Regions from separate parts of the Homo sapiens genome. Here region 1 is linked to region 2. A link is a loop called in an ENCODE intact Hi-C map of the cell type or tissue named here. Cell type or tissue: gastrocnemius medialis. All regions are shown on one strand. Links, peaks and the distances in the headings refer to the core of each region. The heading gives the core; the rest is flanking DNA.

Region 1 (4,405 bases), core at 153-4,152, 53 kb before region 2:
GGCACACAGATAGCTACAGCGTACTGACTTCCTTTCCACTGCACTCTCCTTGGAGGGACAGAGCCAAGGAGCATGTTTCTTCTGGAGTTCCCCAATTTATTATTAAAAATATAGTAATAAAAAGGAAACTCTTTGTCAGAGGGAAAGAGAAAGACATAGGACACTGAATTGACATTTAGACTATGACTCTAATCTCAAGTTCTAACAATGCTTGCTGGGAAAATTATTTACTCTGTCTGGAGCAGCTTTTATTTTTTTTTCCTTGTCCATAATGTTCTGCACTCTTAGAAGCGATATTTTCTATAGCTCTAATATGAAGTATATTCAAAGAATATTCCAATATATTTGTTTCAAAGTCCTAAAAAAACAGTTTTGGCATTGGACCTAGTAATTTAATTTGGGGGCATTTATATACAAATAATGAGACATTTGCAGAAGTGTTTTTCTATTAGGATCTTTATTTCACATTTGTAGTGGTAAAATTTGGGAGCAAACTAACTTCACAAAAAGGAGATTGAATACATAAATTATAGTTTGTCCATATGAAAGCACAAGCTATGCTGATTTGAATTCATATTGCTGAAAAATATTTAATGGAATAGAAAATATTCAAGGTGAATTCCAAATGATAAAATCAGATTGAAAACACTAAGGAGATATCTCAGTTTTGTTAACGATAAAAATGAGTATGTGTATATGTGTGTGTGTTGGAAGAGAAGAAAGACTAGAGGCTTCCGTTTTAAAATTTCAAATGTTTATATTGGTTTTGGTAGTTATTGGTAATTTTTACTTATTATAATATTCTATAATTTTCAATACTTTTAAAATGAAAATCGCATTTGTAGTGAGAAATATGATTAATCTTATTTAAATGCTACATGAATAAAAAACAATAGATGTACACATCCTCACCTTCTTTCACTCTCCTACCTTCAATAGCTCAGAATCTTCAAGAACCTTCAAGTCTTGTGACAAATGATATGCCATCTCAAGAAGTTTACAAAGTTGAAATTTCTTCTATTTATTTTTTGCATTAATCATAGATGTCAGGGCTACTGGAGACTCATTCTGGTTTCTCAACTCATGTTACAGAGGCTCAGGAAAGCCATTTCAACTGTCATATATCAGTAGTAGAAAAGTAATATGATAAGCTGCCCTTACTCTTATAGTATTCACCATTGTGCCTCAGAGAACGGAAAAAGTTTCAGAAATTATTTCATTAACACTTTTCACTTAAGCTACAAAATTTGGAATCAAAATTCACCATGTCTGATTCACAGTGAGGCATATAGCACAAAGTCATCTTGAAAGGACTCTAGCAAAGGAACAAAAGTATTAAATGATCTAAGACACTAAGATTCTTAAAAGCCTGATAATATGCCCACAAAAGTCAGGTAAGAAGGTTCAAATACCTTTCCAAATACAAATAGGACAAATAGAATAATTTGGTTTCATAAACCTGGGTGAATACAAAGTTGCCCATTCCTCTAGATTTCTGCCAAAGTGTAACTAGACATTATGGTATCTGAAAGGCATTTTATTAAATCTAAATAAATAGGTAGATTGTTATTATGGAATATGGACAATTATATGCATTTACCACCATCCCTCATCTCAAAGAGCAATTTCTGGTCATGTGGTATTGCAGCCTAATGACTGTGCTTTGACCATTTGCAGCTGGTGTTTGTCCCTGGGACATAAGTCACACAGGGCAAAACACGGCTGATATCCAGAAAGATCACGAGAACCACACCACTGCTTTGGCACCCTTTCAAGAGCTGCTCAGCAAGGAGCTCGTGACTGCTGACCATCTGGTTGGAAATCCTGGCAATGATTTAATATTAGTGTTAATATGAAGTCTGTCAGTAGAAAGCACTTTGTGGGATTGTAACCACCATGGTAGTCTATGTTAGGTAGACTCTTAGTGTTATCTTTCTTTTCACCCTCTCATTAGTTTCTGGAAAGATAATTCTGGACTATCATCTTTTATAGTCACATGCTTGCTTATTAGAAATTCAAACATAATATACTCAGTTTTTAATTATCTTAAATGCTGTGGTAATGGTTAAGTTGATTTCATAGAATTAACAAATTTTAATGCTTGTAAGGACTTTAGAACAATAGGAACTGTTAGTCTTGGTGCTGTCAGCATAGTTATAAATGTGAAAAGTTCTGTCCAAGGACATGAATACTTCAGAATACATTTATTGATTTTAGTTTGTAGAAATATATGCACCTTAATTAAATATTATCTAAACTAGCATATTACAACATAGATGAAAAAACTGAAGCTTAGGGAGATAAATATTCCTAAGGCCATAGCAGCAGAATGAGGCCCAGCACCTCAGTTTTTAACCCAATTCCATGTGTTTTCTTATAGGCTGACCACACCAGCTCACACTTGTTTAAAGTTTTTAATATGGCTCTTGGGGATTTGAAGAAAAAGAAAAAAAATAAAATATCAATTGTAAAATATTAAAGTTACAAGTAATTCCAAGTTGAGCTTATTATATTGTTGAGTTTTATAGGCTTATACTCTTGTTAACTTTCAGTTGTTGTCATAGAAGCCCTATAGTCATATTCATTATATCTGCCACAGGTCTAAGAACCTCTCTCTTCCAAAATTCCTGACCTGAGTTTGTCTTTTTCTCATCTCAATACCAGGATAGAGGTGGTGGTGCTGGAAACAGTGTATATATTCTTTTTTATTCTGATAGATTCTTTCACTACGGGTAGAGGTAGCCTGGTTAGGTTCTGACTAAGATACAGTGTAAAGAAAATGTCTTTGGATGTGGAGAATAAATATATCCTGCTGTCCATAGTTCTGAAATGTCGTTTTAAATTAACTTGGAAACAATGGGTGACTTTGCTCCAACTTCTCTCAAGAAATCTGTACAAGGTGAGGAAAAAATTTCATGTGCAAAAGGATAGAGGAAGCACAAAATGAGAGAAATGGAGAGAGGATGCCAAATAAGAATGGTCTGTCATTGATTAGGGAGAAAAAAAATCAAGAGACTATTCTTTTGGTGTAGTAGTCAAATTTTTGCAGTTTTAAGAAAAGATTGTTTGTCTGCCAGTAAATTGGTTGGCATGTGACTCTCCCATCTCCACCAACTCCATCTCCACCAATCTGTGCTTATCAATCTCCTTGATGATAGGCTTAGGTCTTAAACAGCCGGGCATATATCATCTCCAGAGAAAATCATAGAGAAAACATACATGCTTCTTTGGATGTTAAATTTAAATTAATCACCCATTTTTGGATTAGCTTTTCTAGATTTGAGATATGAAGCAGAAGAAGGCTATGACATGGGTCATTAAAATGCTTCATACTTGAGACGGTCACCATGAAAAGATGCTAGAGACACCAAACAGAATAATAAAAATTCTTATTGCACATTAGCAAGAAAATTATCCATGCAGCTAGTTTTCATTAATTTCTAGGCATTGAGGTGAACAATTCCTATGCATTATTTCACTTGATTCTCAGAACAACCTTATGAGATTGACATTATTTTTACTTAAAAAAATTAGGTGAGAAAACTAAGAATAATGGATACTGTTTGGCTGTGTCCCCACCCAAATCTCATCTTGATTTGTAGCTCCCATAATCCCCATATGTCATGGAAGGGACCAAGTGGGAGGTAATTGAACCATAGGGGTAGGTTTTTCTCATGCTGTTCTCATGATAGTGAATAAGTCTCACGAGATCTGATGGTTTTATAAATGGGAGTTCCCCCGCACAAGCTCCCTTGCCTGCTGCCATGTAAGACGTGACTTTGTTCCTCATTTGCCTTCCACCATGATTGTTAGGCCTCCCCAGCCATGTGGAACTATGAGTCAATTAAACCTCTTTTCTTGATAAATTACCCAGTCTTGGCTATGTCTTTATTAGCAGCATGAGAACAGACTAATACACTAACATATTTTTTAGAATGTTCAGAGATACGTGGCAGTGCTCAAATTAAAACTGTCCTGATTTCACAATTTACGTTTTTAACAATTTAGCAATATTGAGTAATATGTGTGTCAATGGGAATATTGTAGTAAGTCCTGGCTGGATTTTAGGAAGTAGCAAAACTGTCCAACCTCTCTAAGTCTGAGCAAGGTGATATGTGGAGATAAATTGAAGTGGAAAATAAAGAAGGGACAGACACTAATATCAAAATTGAGTTTTGAAGAATGAGAAGAAAGTCACCAAGCACTGCAAATAGGGTCAAGGGCATGCACAAAGTTCTCAAATGTCATAGTGTACTTGGGGTGTGATCACTTGTCAAAATGGCTTTATTACAGGATAAATGCTGAGAACATGGTGAATGATGAACAGAAAGGATTTTAAAAAGATACTTGAAAGATAGACAATAAAACCAAATTAGCTGGGCATAGTGGCATGAAGCTATAGTCT
Region 2 (4,405 bases), core at 295-4,294:
TTGAGGGTTTTTAGCAAAATAGAAAATAAGAATTTAAACTTTTAATAAATTTAGACTGTTTTACATATATACGTATTCACTGAAAACTTTTTCCTTTCCATATGGCAATGGAAAAGATATTACTGTCATCTTTTTTCAGGCAGACATTTTTCCTAGTATACCTTTTCCCTAATCATATAGGCTTTTGACGGTCATGACATTATGCAGAAGTCACTATACCGTGTCCCACTTTGAGCAGGCTCAAGAATCTTTTATTATTTTTTTTTAACCTATGTGATAATTAAAGGTCAAAGCTCTAGATTACTATTCTTGCCTATTGCACCAAGATAGCTTTTAGCTTCTTTGCTCAATTACCGTTCTGGATTTGCTTCTGTTTGGGGTCTTAATTTCTGAAGGATTTCTCATATTTTCTTGTGACATCAATTCTATACTGAGAAGGAGCTTAAAAATGGCTTTTGAGGGCATCTCAAGGAATTCTGTAGCTGGACAATTTGAAAGCAATTAGAATTTCATATCGCTGATCAAGGAAACCAGCGCAATAGCTTCAATTCATTTTTTGCTGTGGAATTCTGGAAGAATATGTAAACAAATAGAACACATGAGTTAAAATTTATTCTGGTGGTTATGGGATTGGAGGGCTTCAGCCTCCACTTGCTCACCACATCATCCCATGTACCAATAGAGAAAGCTAACAGAGTTTGCCAAAGAAGAATGATAGACTCATGAGAAAATGTCCCAAGTTCCCAAAAGAAACTTTGCAAAGAAACTTTGAGAAAAAATTATATGGTTAAGTGTGAGACTACCCATCTTCACTTGCAAATATTGTGGATTTACTGTACTTGTAGACCATCTTATTATGGACCTGAATAGAGAAACAGTGGGTTCGAGTAAATCTTGTCTGCAAGTTTTAAGAAGGAAGCCAATTCCATTTTGGAGAGGCATACCTTACGGGATATCTGTACACTGAGAAAAAAAAAAAGTGCTGTGCAAGGGATTGGGGCACTTTTTCTTTTCCTAAAAGGCATATGGATACCTGATTCCTGCAGTGTCAATAGCTTTCCATCCCAATGAAAGAACAACATGGACATCAAGATTTATCTTCACTTCATACCCATCAAATCAATATAAAAATCTGCTGCTTCCATGGAATGAGAATGAACCAAGTTTTACAGTAATGCCAATAAGATGAGCAAAAGAGAAAATGCTGAGAGTTTTTATTTAGGAGCTCTATCTAAATGGGATGTGCATAAAATATCAAGCATTTAGATGTGCTGAAGTTATAAGGAGATCGTGTTGGTATGAGGAACAAAAAGGGTCTTTTACTCCCAAAGTGACTATTTCATGCATTCTGTATAGTCTAGAGTGAGTCCATCTGTTCAGCACACCATTGCCCATTTTAAATAGCAAAACCAAAGCCACTGAAACCTCTGGGCTCATTTTAAAAATGAGTTAATGAACATCAAAGTGTAAGAGATGGATGATGAAAATGTACAACACTGTAAAAATCCTCCTGGCAAAATGTCCAATAGAGTAAATATAGCTCCTATTGCCTTCCTTCTGTCGGAGCCCTCATCTTTGCTTATGTGGGTTCTTGGTCACTGACACTCGCTAATGTTGCTCCTTGGCTGCTAAAATGGATCCTGCGTCCCGGCATGTCCACCTTCCCACTCTCTCTTTTGTTTTTTCCCTTTAATATATGTTTGTCAATTTAAGCAATAGCTTGGGAGTTTGATTAAAGCAATAGCTAATTCAAAAAGCTTAGATTTAAATATATTTTCTCAAAGGAAATTAAATAATATGGGAAATCCGTCTAATTATAGGAATTTTAAAGATTATAGCAATTTTTTTCTGATAAGCCACATGAATAAGAAGAATGAGCAGATTATAGAACAATTAAATAGATATAATATTTATTTATTTTACTGATGGTATGTATAGTCACTGACTACACATGATTGAGCTAGGAGTGGCCTTAGCTGATAATCATGAGGTCTGTTTTTCTTCATCTTCTTCATTCCTGGAGTTCTAATCTAAAAGTTCTTTGTCATATTCAGCAACATTCTAGACACTACCTTTGTTTTAATCCTCAGGGTGTTATATATCCCTTGTGCTGAACCATTCTGACCATGCGTCTCATCCTAAGCAGCTTGAGTCATTTTCCGTATTCAATGCCTGTGAACACCTGTTTTGACTCCGTGAGGTCTCTCCTTGTTTCCTCTTTTCAGGACCTCTTTTCCCTTGAGGATGACTGGAGTTTTCCTGTCCTGTGTCAACTTAAAAGTAAGCCAGAAAAGCAAACAAATAAGTAAAGCACCCACTGAAAAACAGTTATTTACAGGGTATTATCAAATCCTATCAAAGTATTGTAGCTTCACACTGTCTCTCTCAGTGTTAATTTATTTGTGACATTTATCATTACCTGAACTTGCATATTCATTTGCTTTGTGTATGGTCAGTAAAATCCTGATCCTGATCCTGGTCAGTAAAATCCTGATGAAAACTCCATGCAAGCTGGGATTTTATCTGTTTTCTTCACTTTCAGGAATATCTATGCCCAAAACGGGTCCCATCACAGGGCATGTGATCAAAGATCTTTGTTGAATGAATGAATGGCTGGCAAAATATGGATGTGAGTCAGGAACTCACTTTAAATAATTCCATGAAATATAAGACAGTTGTCAGTGTTGCCGATGGAAGATCCCAAACACTATTCTGGGCAGTTAGAGCAATTTCATTTGGAAGTTAATGAATATACATTTTAAAAAGTGCTGATTTCTGTCACTTTTCTCCAAAAAGTATGCAAATAATTGGACAGAAAATCAAAGGTGACTGCATTTCCTTTAATGCTCCTAGGCTCTGTAGATGTGTTGTATGAAAATCATAAACATGATAAATAGAAAGATTTCTCACCTCTTTTAATTCAGGCTTGAGTAATTGACATTCACACTAAGTCTTTAAGTAGAGGGAGAGATACGTAGGAAAAGGACTGAAAAGTAAAAAAGCAAAAAGTGATTACACACACACAAAAATGACACCTTTTAATCTACACTTTTCACCTATTCTTGCCATGTGAAGGTTTGCAACTGTTTATGTCATGTTGTCTTAAATGTAATGATGATGATAAAGTTAATAATAATTATGGTAACATTTACCTATATGAATTATATTTCACATGTATAAACTTATGCTATGTACTGCATAGATTACAGGAGGTGTAGCACCAGCACACCCTGTAAACCCAATTGTTAGGGCCCTGTCATTTGCTTTCTATTTTAAAGCTTCCTAGTAGAAAAAAGACGTAGGATTCAAGGAACATTAGCGAATAAGATATTTGTAGGTCTTACAACTGTCTAAATTATTATTGATATATTGGCTGTTAATCTTAAAACAATTGTTAAAGAATGATTTGTAAAAATATGAAGACACAACACACAGTTATAATAAACTGAAAGTAAAAGTCTAGATGATTTCACCGAACGTGGGAGGGCATTGGACACAGGAGAGAAATAGAACAGGAAGGTAAGAATTTTGCCTTGGTTTGAGGGAGGTGTTAAATTCATTTTGAATGTGTGTATTAGTTTCCTAGGACAGCCATAATAAATTACCACAAACTGGGTGGTTTCAAACAACCAAAATTTATTCTTTCACAGGGCTAAAGGCCAGAAGTCCAAAATGAAGATGTCAGCACTGTTAGTTCCTTTTGAAGGTTCTGAAGGAGAAACCCATTGCATGCCTCGCTGTTAGTGTTTGTGGCAGCTGTGCAACAGTTTCCTGGTGTTCCTCGTGCTGTAGCTGCATCACTTCAGTCTCTGCCTCTATCTTCATAAGGCCTTCCCCTCTTGGGTGTCTATCTCTACCTATTTTTTTTTTTTTTTTTGAGACGGAGTCTTGCTCTGTTGCCCAGGCTGGAGTGCAGTGGCGCAATCTTGGCTCACTGCAAACCCCACCTCCTGGGTTCAGGCCATTCTCCTGCCTCAGCCTCCCGAGTAGCTGGGACTACAGGCACCTGCTACCACGCCTGGCTAATTTTTTGTATTTTTAGTAGAGACAGGGTTTCACCGTGTTAGCCAGGATGGTCTTGATCTCCTGACCTCGTGATCCTCCCGCCTTGGCCTCCCAAAGTGCTGGGATTACAGGTGTGAGCCACCACGCCCGGCCTCTCTACCTCTTAGAAAGACACCTGTCGTTGGATTTAGAACCCACCCTAATTCAAACTAGTGTCCTCTTGAAATCCTTATGTAAATTATATCTAAAAATACCCTTTTTCCAAATAAGGTCATATTCACAGGTTCTGGGAAGGAGTATGTTTTTGGGTGGTCCCAATTCTACTACTCCAATGTAGTAAACTCTTATAACATTTACAATATGTCAAGCACTAGGTGCTTTATATGTAGGAACTGATGTA

Evidence for each region. A loop is a pair of places that touch in the nucleus more often than their neighbours do. Peaks named below come from ENCODE experiments on the same cell type or tissue, not always from the same donor. Only the 100,000 strongest peaks of a DNase experiment are listed, where the experiment ranks them.
Region 1: a loop joins it to region 2, with 5 times the contacts of the local background. A loop is called at or near these places in 1 of 110 quality-filtered maps.

What each region holds. Positions count from the first base shown.
Region 1 is chr4:23,236,239-23,240,643 of GRCh38, forward strand. The region is part of intron 13 of LOC105374524 (a long non-coding RNA gene); the gene reads left to right. Among named protein-coding and RNA genes, the nearest start is that of PPARGC1A-AS1, 530 kb to the right of the region's middle. In gastrocnemius medialis, for the core only: no CTCF peak of the experiment used is centred there; a DNase peak (open chromatin) is centred at 1,733; H3K4me3 peaks cover 423 bases; H3K27ac peaks cover 2,548 bases.
Region 2 is chr4:23,288,720-23,293,124 of GRCh38, forward strand. The region is part of intron 13 of LOC105374524 (a long non-coding RNA gene); the gene reads left to right. Among named protein-coding and RNA genes, the nearest start is that of PPARGC1A-AS1, 480 kb to the right of the region's middle. In gastrocnemius medialis, for the core only: no CTCF peak of the experiment used is centred there; DNase peaks (open chromatin) are centred at 2,172 and 3,744; H3K4me3 peaks cover 1,532 bases; H3K27ac peaks cover 3,100 bases.